Regions from separate parts of the Homo sapiens genome. Here region 2 is linked to region 1. A link is an interaction called in ENCODE POLR2A ChIA-PET data of the cell type or tissue named here. Cell type or tissue: B cell. All regions are shown on one strand. Each heading gives the region's core, and the rest is flanking DNA. Links, peaks and the distances in the headings are about the cores only.

The links. Peaks named below come from ENCODE experiments on the same cell type or tissue, not always from the same donor. Only the 100,000 strongest peaks of a DNase experiment are listed, where the experiment ranks them.
Region 2: POLR2A ChIA-PET joins it to region 1 with 5 read pairs; 5 of 35 experiments call an interaction of 5 or more read pairs at or near these places.

The regions. Positions count from the first base shown.
Region 1 is chr1:40,044,836-40,050,220 of GRCh38, forward strand. All of the region lies in intron 1 of CAP1 (cyclase associated actin cytoskeleton regulatory protein 1), which reads left to right. Among named protein-coding and RNA genes, the nearest start is that of CAP1, 6.8 kb to the left of the region's middle. In B cell, for the core only: no CTCF peak of the experiment used is centred there; no DNase peak of the experiment used is centred there; H3K27ac peaks cover 3,681 bases.
Region 2 is chr1:40,463,799-40,469,183 of GRCh38, forward strand. No RefSeq gene overlaps it. Among named protein-coding and RNA genes, the nearest start is that of ZFP69, 11 kb to the right of the region's middle. In B cell, for the core only: no CTCF peak of the experiment used is centred there; no DNase peak of the experiment used is centred there.

The sequences.
Region 1 (5,385 bases), core at 280-5,279:
ACCCAGGCTGGAGTGCAGTGGCACAATCTCGGCTCACTGCAAGCTCAGCCTCCCGGGTTCACGCCATTCACCTGCTTCAGCCTCCCGAGTAGCTGGGACTACAGGCGCCCGCCACCAGGCCCAGCTAATTTTTTGTATTTTTAGTATAGACGGGGTTTCACTGTGGTCTTGATCTCCTGATCTCGTGATCTGCTCGCCTCGGCCTCCCAAGGTGCTGGGATTACAGGTGTGAGCCACCGCGCCTGGCCATATAATTCTTTATTATGGAGTTGTCCTGTGCACTGTGGGATGTTAAGCAGCATCTGTCTCTACCCAGTAGATGCCAATAAGACTTCCTCAGTTGTGACAACCAAAAATGTCTTCAGACATTGCCATATGTCTCCTGGAGGACAAAATTGCCCCTGGTTGAGAATTGCTGCGTTAGAAAGTATCGTAGCTATGATTGTACAATGTCCCCAACTAAATTCTGTGAGGGCAGGCCCCATAGCCATACTTAGCACAGTCGATGGTACATGATAAGCACTCAGTATCCTACAATGAATGAATCATTTGTTTCTGTTGAAGCTTCAAGAAATTACTGTTCCTTCAAGGAATTTCTGGGTGGGCAGGTTGGAGTACAATGGTGCAATCATGGCTGATTGCAACCTCCAACTTTTGGGCTCAAGTAATCTTCTCGCTTCAGCCTCCTGAGTAGCTGGGACTACAGTTCTTTTTCTTTCTTTTGTTTTTTGTTTTTTTGAGATGGAGTTTTGCTCGGTCGCCCAGGCTGGAGTGCAGTGGCGTGATCTTGGCTCACTGCAACCTCCCCCTCCCGGGTTCAAGCAGTTCTCCTGCCTCAGCCTCCTGAGTAGCTGGGACTAGAGGCACACACCACCACACTCAGCTAATTTTTGTATTTTTAGTAGGGACAGGGTTTTGCCATGTTGGCCAGGCTGGTCTCGAACTCCTCAAGGGAACCACCCACCTCAGCCTCTCAAAGTGCTGGGATTACAGGCATGAGCCACCATGCGCTCGGCCAAATGTTTGATTTTTTTCAGAGACAGGGTCTTGCTATGTTGCCTGGGCTGGTCTTAAACCCCTGGCCTCAGGTGATTCTCTGGCCTCAGTCTCCTGAGTCACTGGGATTACAGGCATGAGCCACCACACCTGGCAGATGTGATCTTAAGAGAAGTGCCATTGGTTTGAGTACTAGAAGCAAGCTTCTTGTTGATGGTGTAAGTCAGCAGATTTCCCTCTCTATTGAAAATTGTGTGAATTCCTGTTTTGTTTGTGTTCCTTGTATTTAGAGTGCTTGGTTTTAGTGGACAGGGACTATCATTTATTTTAAAGTTGCATATAGGCTGGGCGTGGTGATTCACGCCTGTAATCCCAGCATTTTGGGAGGCCAAGGCGGGTGGATCACCTGAGGTCAGGAGTTCGAGACCAGCCTGGCCAACATGGTAAAACCCCGTCCCTACTAAAATTACAAAAATTTGCTGGGTGTGGTGGCATGTACCGTAATCCCAACTACTAGGGAGGCTGAGGCAGGAGAATCACTTGAACCCGGGGAGGTGGAGGTTGCAGTGAGCTAAGATCGTGCCACTGCATGATCTGCGCCAGCTTGGGTGACAGAGCAAGACTCCGTCTCAAAAAAACAAAACAAAACAAAAAAAAACAAACAAACACTAAAGTTGCATATAGTTTATGGAGTTATTCACATTTATTTTAGTTGATAAAATTATACAGTCATGTGTTGCTTAATGACAGGTACATTCTGAGAAATTTGTCATTAGGTGATTTCATCATTGTGGGAACATCATAGAGTGTACTTGCACAAATTTAGATGATACTGCACATGGTGTAACTTATTACTCCTGGGCTACAAACCTGTATAGTATGTTACTGTATCTAATACTGTAGGCAGTTTGTAACACAGTGTAAGTATTTGTTTATTTAAACTTTTTTTTTTTTTTTTTGAGACGGAGTCTCACTCTGTCGCCCAGGCTGGAGTGCAGTGGCACGATCTTGGCTCACTGCAACCCCCGCCTCCTGGGTTCAAGCAATTCTTCTGCCTCAGCCTCCTGAGTAGCTGGTACTACAGGTGCGCACCACCACGCCCAGCTAATTTTTGTATTTTTAGTAGAGATGGGGTTTAACTATATTGGCCAGGCTGGTCTCAAACTCCTGACCTTGTGTTCTGCTAGCCTTGGCCTCCCAAAGTGCTGGGATTACAGGCATGAGCCATCGCGCCCGGCCACATTTTTAAAGTACAGTAAAAATAGGGTATTATAATCTTATGGGATTTTGTGTTGATTAATCCCCATATAATCCCATATAATCTTATGGGACCACTGTTGATTTTGTGGTCCATCCATTGACCAAAATGTCATTATGTAATGCATGACTGTAGTTTCATAATTTTAAATTAATGCAGCTACAGCATTCACCATGAAATTATTTCTTGATGTACTATATGTTAACCTGATAAAAACAAAGTTCTAAAAATATGCCTCAGCTACAGTGCTGCTTTGTTTGCCTTGTATTACCAGACCTTTTGTGCCAAACTTTTCCATTTGGCTGGAAAATAGTTGAAATGTTTAATGGAAGGAGCAGACTTGCTTTGTTTTGTTTTGTTTTTTCCTCCAGAGGGCATTGAAATTCCTATACTTTAGTTAATTATAGACTTACAGTCTTTCCATATTCCTACTTGTAGATGAATCATGGCTAAGGACAAACGTCATCCTTGAATCCATCTTTATATATTAGAGTGGGAAATGCTGTTTTATTAAAGCAACTATTCAGGCTGAAATCAGCCAATGCAGTTTTCCCTTACACGCTATAAAACATGTAGAAGTAGAAAGGGACTGCCGAGTGCTCTGTGCAATTAGTCTTCATAATATTCTTTGAACGTAGGAGAGAAGAGAACCCATGACCACACAAAGTTACCTGTTTGCTCCAGACATTGAAACAGCTAGTTCCCAAGTCTAATTTCACTTTATACACTAACTTTACTCACTCCTGGAGTTTCAGGTAGAGGACATGTGTAAGGAGGGAACAGGAGACAGGTGTTGATGTTGGGTTGGATTCCTTCCCTCCGTAGAAGATAGGCCTTTCTTTTAAAATCTAAACCTCGGGTGGCAGTGACTCAGGCACTAAATGTCATTGGTTTAATCAGTGAAACCAAATGCTTAGAGAAGAACAGTGGCTCCTGATTTGGGTTAGATTTAGATGGCATCTTTTTTTTTTTTTTGAGATGGTGTCTTGCTCTGTCTTGGCTCACCGTAACCTCCGCCTCCCGGGTTCAAGCAGTTCTCCTGCCTCAGCCTCCTGAGTAGCTGGGATTACAGGCATGAGCCATTGCACCCACCCACCATCACGCCTGGCTAATTTTTTTATTTTTGTATTTTTAGTAGAGACGGGGTTTTGCCATGTTGGCCAGGCTGGTCTCGAACTCCTGACCTCAGGTGATCTGCCCTTCTCAGCCTCCCAAAGCGCTGGGATTACAGGCATGAGCCATTGCACCTGGCCTTACAGGCATGAGCCATTGCACCTGGCCTAAATGGCATCTTTACTGGGGCAAAGTGGTGCCTGTTATTTGGTTTCTGTGTTAAACAAGCCAACTTGTATCTTCTGGTAGCATGTGTAGGTTTTACTTTGTGACATGTTAAAACCTCGTGATAAGAATTCATTAGAAGTAGAACTAACTACTACATAGTTTAGTGGTAATTTAGAAGGGATAGTCAAGTAGAGATTTTTATTATTATTATAAAATATTATATGTTAAAAGAAAGTTTGGAAAACAGGTAGAAATTGTCAAAAACCCATCACCCAAATGTGACAAATATTGTAAATTTTGCGTTCAAGTTTTTTTCCACACTTCATTTAGCTATTCCCCTATAATTAGAAGTCCAAGATAGATATAGATAGATCAATAGATCTAACATTGCAGCAAACATCTCCATGCTTATCACTTTTCTCACATTATGATTTACTTTCTTAGGATAAAACCTCAGGAACAGGATTACAAAATTAAGAGAAGCATTTTGAAGCAAATCAATTGGGCTACCATAGTAGACAGGCTGATTTGTATGGGTGCTTTATTTTCAATTTTACCTAAGGATGATGACTTAGAAAAACAACTGTGGGACAAAGTAGAAAACATTTCAAGCATAGCAACTTCCTACTCAAGTAGAAATTCATGCTACTGTCTTAATTGCCTGGTGGGATGCAACAAGAACTGCACGCATAACCTGGTTCCATTTACTTCTGAATGACTTCCTTGAATAGGCAGAAGGAATTGGGTTAAGTTGTTAGAAGTATAAGAGTGTGAAGCAGCTTTGGCAGGAATCACTAGCCATTTCTAATTTTTTTTTTTTTTTTTTTTTTTTTTGAGACAGAGTGTCTCTCTGTCGCCCAGGCTGGAGTGCAGTGGCGCGATCTCGGCTCACTGCAAACCTCCGCCTCCTGGATTCAAGAGATTCTTGTGCCTCAGTTCTGGCAGAAGGTGGTGTTTTTACAAGATGATTTCTAGGATTACAGGCATGCACCACCATGCCTGGTTAATTTTTGTATTTTTAGTAGAGACGAGGTTTCGCCATTTTAGCCAGGCTGGTCTCGAACTCTTGACCTCAGGTTATCTACCCGCCTCAGCCTCCCTAAGTGCTGAGATTACAGGCCTGAGCCACTGCGCCAGGCCTGGTTTTTTGGTTTCAAACCACAATAGACATTGCTGGAGAATCAAGCTCATAGTTTCTTTTTACTCTGCATGATATCCCTCCAAAAGCTTGTCTGTTCTCATGACTTCATGACAGTTCTTTGCCAATGATTTGCAAACATTATCTCCAGTCTTGATTCTTTCCTAGGCTTTATTTCTAAATACTCACTAGTCATTTCCACTTAGAAGCTTTGTCTTCTTTTCAAACTCAGCATATCCAAAACTGACCTCATCTTGTTGCCCTAACTAGAACATGCCACAACCCATTTCTGCCTATAATGTCATTATTCTCTTAAGGCCCCCATATTTGCAAATCAGGAGTCATCTTTGCCTCCCTTCTCTGAATGCTGCTGTGCTCACAGTCAGTACCATACAGTTAGTACTTGTTCTCAGTTTAATGCACACTTGTTTCATATGACCTCCTAGGGCAGAACCAAGATTCGTGGGTGGAAGTTGCAGGGAGGCAGATTTGCCTCCATATAAGGAAGAACTTTTTAATACTTTGAGCTGTCTGAATGGAATGGACTGCCTCCAGAAGTCTCGGGTTCTCCATCACTGAAGGTGTTTGAGCAGAGGCTGCCTGACTAATTGCTAATTGAAAGGACTGTTCTGGCATAAGATGGTGTTTTTACAAGATGATTTCTAGAATCCCTCTAATCCTGAGAGCCAGTGAGTCGATAGAAGGTAGCTTT
Region 2 (5,385 bases), core at 235-5,234, 420 kb after region 1:
ATATTTTTAAATGTAGGAACAGTTCCCCCCTCCATTTTTTTTTTTTTTTGTTTTTTGAGATGGAGTCGCTCTGTCACCTGAGCTGGAGTGCAGTGGCGTGATCTCAGCTCACAGCAACCTCCACCTCCCAGGCTCAAGCAATTCTCCTGCCTTAGCCTCCTGAGTAACTGGGATTACAGGTGCCTGCCACCACACCCAGCTAATTTTTGTATTTTTAGTAGAGACAGGGTTTCACCATGGTGGCCAGGCTGGTCTCGAACCATTCAGGTGATCCGCCCATCTCGGCCTCCCAAAGTGCTGGGATTACAGGTGTGAGCCACCGTGCCTGCCCCTCCCCCACCCCCGACCCAGACCCTTTTTTAAAAAACAGTTTCACTCTTGCCCAGGCTGGAGTGCAGTGATGTCATAGTTCACTGCAGCCTCAAACTCCTGGGCTCAAGCAGTCTTCCTGCCTCAGCTTCCCAAGTAGCTGGGCCTACAGATGTGCACCACCATGTCTGGCTAATTTATTATTATTATTATTATTATTATTATTATTATCATTATTATTATTGTAGAGACAGTCTCACTATGTTGCTGGACTGGTCTCAAACTCCTGGCTCCAAGCAGTTCTCCCACCTCAGTCTCCCAGTATGCTGCGATTACAGACATGAGCCACCGTGTCTGGCCAGGAACAGCCTGTTATATTACGTCAGCTTTATGACAGACTCCCACATTTATCTTTACTTTTCCCAGTTCACTATGTGCCAGTGAAATTTCATGGCGTGTTAGTGATCTGTGGATTAACTTTTGAGAAACACTCTTTTAAGTATCCCTTTAATAAATCAGAATAAAATATAGTACAGCCTTTTACTCTAGCCCTTTATATGGCTAGAAGAGGTAGAAATTAAAATGTTGCTTCTCATTTCTAGAAGAAAAAATGTTAAAGGGAGTTTTCTAGCATTGATAGATAACTTACTGTACACGAGATGCTTATTTATATTTTATGGTTTTATATAGAGCAAGAATTGGCAAACTTTCTGTAAAGGGCCAGATAGTAAATACGTTAGGTGTTGTGGGCCATGTGGTCCCTGTCACACCTATTCAACTTCCCCATTTTAGTACAAAACAGCCAGAGACAATATATAAACTACAGTATCTGAACCTTGGCACTACCAATATTTTGGACCGGATAATACTTTGCTATAGGAAGCTGCCCAGTGCATCCTGGGATGTTTAGGGGAATCCTTGGCTTCTACCCACAAGATGCCAGCATTCAATGCTGATAGCTGCCCCTCCCCCAGTTGTGACAGTCAAAAATGTCTCCAGACATGGCCAGGTGTACCTAGAGGCCAAAATTGTCCCTGGTTGAGACCCACTGATGAATGTGTGCAATAGTGGTTCCCATAAACTGCATTTAAAAAACAGCTGTTAGGTTTCGTTTGGCTCAAGGGCTGTCATTTTTCACTCCTCCCCCCATAGAGTATGTAAAATGATTAGAAATGACAACAGACTATCATTTAGTATCAGATTAGTGTGTGTATATGCCATAAATTATTTCCTTAGCAATTCCTTTAGTATTTTTGTTGCAATAATTCTTTAAACGCTACATTTGTAATGCTGTCTTGGAGCCTAGGAATTATTTTTGGAGATATTTATGCAGACTTCCCTCTATAATGATCGGTTTTTTATTATGGTTAATCCATAAATATTTTGAGATGTATCTCTAAAAAACGAGCACTCTTTGAAAACATAACCACAATGCCATTATTATACCTACAAAAATTAACCACAATTCCTTAAAACATAATGATGCCTTTTTGAAGAGAGATATATTGAGACTTCATTCTGGGGAGAAACCTTTCAGATAACTTTATTTACCTTTTCCTTTGCCAAGCATACAACATTAGATTTGAAATATGCTTTGTATCAAGTGGAAGTGTCTCTTAAGATAGCCCCTAGAACAACACATCAAGAGGCCCACCAAAGAGGACCAGAGAAAGGTGACTGAAGGAGCCATACTCAGGCAGGGAAATACGGAGAGAAAGCAGAGGAATTGGCTCCTAATGCTTCACTGTACTTAATGAAATAGATACTCCATCCTTACAGACATAATTGGAAGTAAGTCAAGTTCAACTTCTTTGTTTTATATGGAGATAGAACAGTTTCAATCACGTGAGTATTATAAGTGTGAATTATCTAAAGTAAAGCTATAAATCCAGAATATATACCAGTATCTCTAGAATTTTTCATATTACTACATTTACTTAAAAAAAAAGCTGGCCTCTAACTCTTAAGTCCTGTATGACTGATGGGCAGAAAAAGAGTGAGGTATACACTGTTTCTTAAAATTGTTCTACCATGTTTCTATGGTCTTAGATTTCCCAAGAATTTGAATTTCTCCAATTGCTTATTTCCCTGAAAGACATGACTATGACTTTTCTCTGTAGTTCCTGCCTCAGTGATCTCATACAGTCTTTGGCTTAAAATACCGTCTCTGTTTAACAGCTGCCAGATTCACATCTCCAGCCCAGACCTCTCCCGAACTCCAGCCTTGTTCTAACCTTTGGGCCGTTTCACTAGCTGTTGCAGATGCCCTATACCCTTACCTTCTCATCTTTGCTCAATTGTTGCCTTCTTACTGAAGCCTATCCTGTCCATACTATTTAATACTGCAGCTGTCTACCTTCCAGATCGAGAAATCCCATACCCCTTTCACCTGCTCTATGTTTTTCATATCACCTATCACCCTAGATACTTCACATATTTGTGTTTATTGTTTACTGTTGTTTCCCCTGGCTATAATGTAAGCTCCATGTGGGCAGGGGCCTTTGTTTTTTTCACTGATATATCACAAGTGCCTAAAACAGTGCCTGACACGCAGAAGGGACTCAGTAAATATGTATTGAATGGTTTTGATTTGAACTGAATTGAACTATGTATCCATGATGCAAGTAAAGAAATGTAATCCATATACTTTCCTACCTACATTTTATATGTGAGGAAATATTTTTTGTTTCCTTTTTCTTTTCTGTGCAAGTGGACCAATATTTGAGAATCGTATACCTTTGAGAATCATAGCTGATATACTTTAAGATAAAAGGGTATTTCTGTGTTAATTTGGTTTGGTTGTTTTTGTTTGTTTGTTGAGACAAAGTCTCACTATGTTGCTCAGGCTGGAGTGCAGCGTCATGATCATGGCTCACTGCGGCCTCAACTTTCTGGGCTCAAGCGATCCTCCCACCTCAACCCCCTGAGTAGCTGAGACTACAGGCACATACCACCACACCTGGCTAATTTTTGTATTTTTTGTAGGACGGGGTTTTGCCATGTTTCCCAGGCTGGTCTCAAACTCCTGAGCTCAGGCAATCACCTGCCTCAGCCTCCAAAAGTGCTGGAATTACAAGCATGAGCCACTGTGCCCAGCCTAATTTGTTTAAAATGCATTTAAATGTGGCTGATTAACAACATGAGTTTATCTTTATTTCATGAACCTGAGTGCATAAGCAAACTGGAGGGTATAAAAGACAATAGAGGAGAATATAGAAGCAGACATGAGATGTCAAGTTTTTGGTGGTGAGAAAATAGAAGAGTGGTGACTGACTTAGCAGAGCCTGCAGAAAAGTATACTGGCACAAGGATGTTCCTGGGAAGACAGAGGCCTTGGAGACAGTGGGCATTATGGAAGAAAGAGGGCTGAAAATGGGGATTCATTGAAATTCTAATGTCAGATCCTTAGACCCCCTCACCTACCCATACAGCTGGCTGTTACGCACACATTCCTCCCTCATGCCTTTCTTCATCCCATTACCCTTTCCTCATCCCAAAGGAGACTAGAGGTTTATTCTCTGGTGAAGGACCGGTCTCCCAATGTGCTGGGATTACAGACATGAGCCACCATGTCCGGCCAGGAGCAGCCCTGTATATTATATCAGCTTTATGACAAATTCCCAAATTTGTCCTTACTTTTCTCACTTCACTATGTGCCAGTAAAAATTTCATGTCATGTTAGTGATTTGTGGATTGACTTTGGTGTCCTTGATTCCAGAGTTGTTCTAGAATCAGGGACACCAGACAGTAGAGACTGGGGTAAAAATATGGCTGAAATGGGGACTAATGTAAGGCTGCATATTGAACTGTGGGGCCCTCAGCACTCTTTTCTAATGAAAACCAAGTTTTCATCCCTTCAACCATCTTCCGTCCAACCCCAGCAGGAGATTGGAGGAATCCTCTGGGGAAACTAGTTGGCAGGCTGGGCGTGGTGGCTCATGCCTGTAATCCTAGCACTTTGGGAGGCCAAAGCTGGTAGATCTCCTGAGCTCAGAAGTTCAAGACCAGCGTGAGCAACATGGTAAAATCCCATCTCTACCAAAAATACGAAAATTTAGCCAGGCATGGTGGCATGCACCTGTGGTCCCAGCTACTCAGGAGGCCGAGGGGGGAGGATCGCTTGAGCCTGGAAGGCAGAGGTTGCAGTGAACCAAGATTGCTCTACTGCACTCCAACCTAGGTGACAGAGTGAGACTCCATCTCAAAAAAAAAAAGAAAGAAAGAAAAAGAGAGAAGAAAGAGAAAGAAAAAAAGAAAGAAGGAAAGAGAAAAAGAGAAAGAGAGAAAGAAAGGAAAGAAAGAAGAAAAAGAAACTGGATGGCTCCAAAGAAAAGGTACTGACATTTGTGGATACTTCAGTGAAACATAGAGGTCAATTTACTGTATTAGTCCACTTTCACACTGCTATAAAGAAATACCAAAGACTGGGTAATTTATAAAGGAAAGAGGTTTAATTGACTCACAGTCCCACATGGCTGGAGAGGTCTCAGGAAACTTACAATCACGGCAGAAGGAGAAGGAGAAGCAAATCCTTCACGAAGTGGCAGGAGAGAGAAAAGTGAAGGAGGAACTTCCGAACACATAAAACCATCAGATCTCGTGAGAACTTACTATCACAAGAACACCATGGGGGAAATTACCCCGTGATCCAATCACCTTTCTCCCTTGACTCATGGGGATTACAAATTGAGATGAGATTTGGGTGGGGACACAGAGCCAAACCATATCGATGGCCTAAACAGCCTGCACGTAAAGACCAAGCTTCCAGTCTCCATAAAGAGAAGAGAAAATGAATGGTAGGAAATTCATACATATACACAAGACAGTTTTTCAGAATCAAAGGACACAAATATTCAGATTAAAAGGGTCATCTGTCTGCCCAGCACACTCATTACCAGTAGCTAACATTTATCATTGATTTACAATGTGCCAGACACTGTTATAAGTGCTTTATACATTTCAACTAATTTAATTCTCAAAATCTTCTGAAGTGAATGCTAATATTATTCCCATTTCACAGATGAGGAGATAGAGACATATAGAAGTTAAGCAGGTAAGGACACCCAGGTAGTAAAT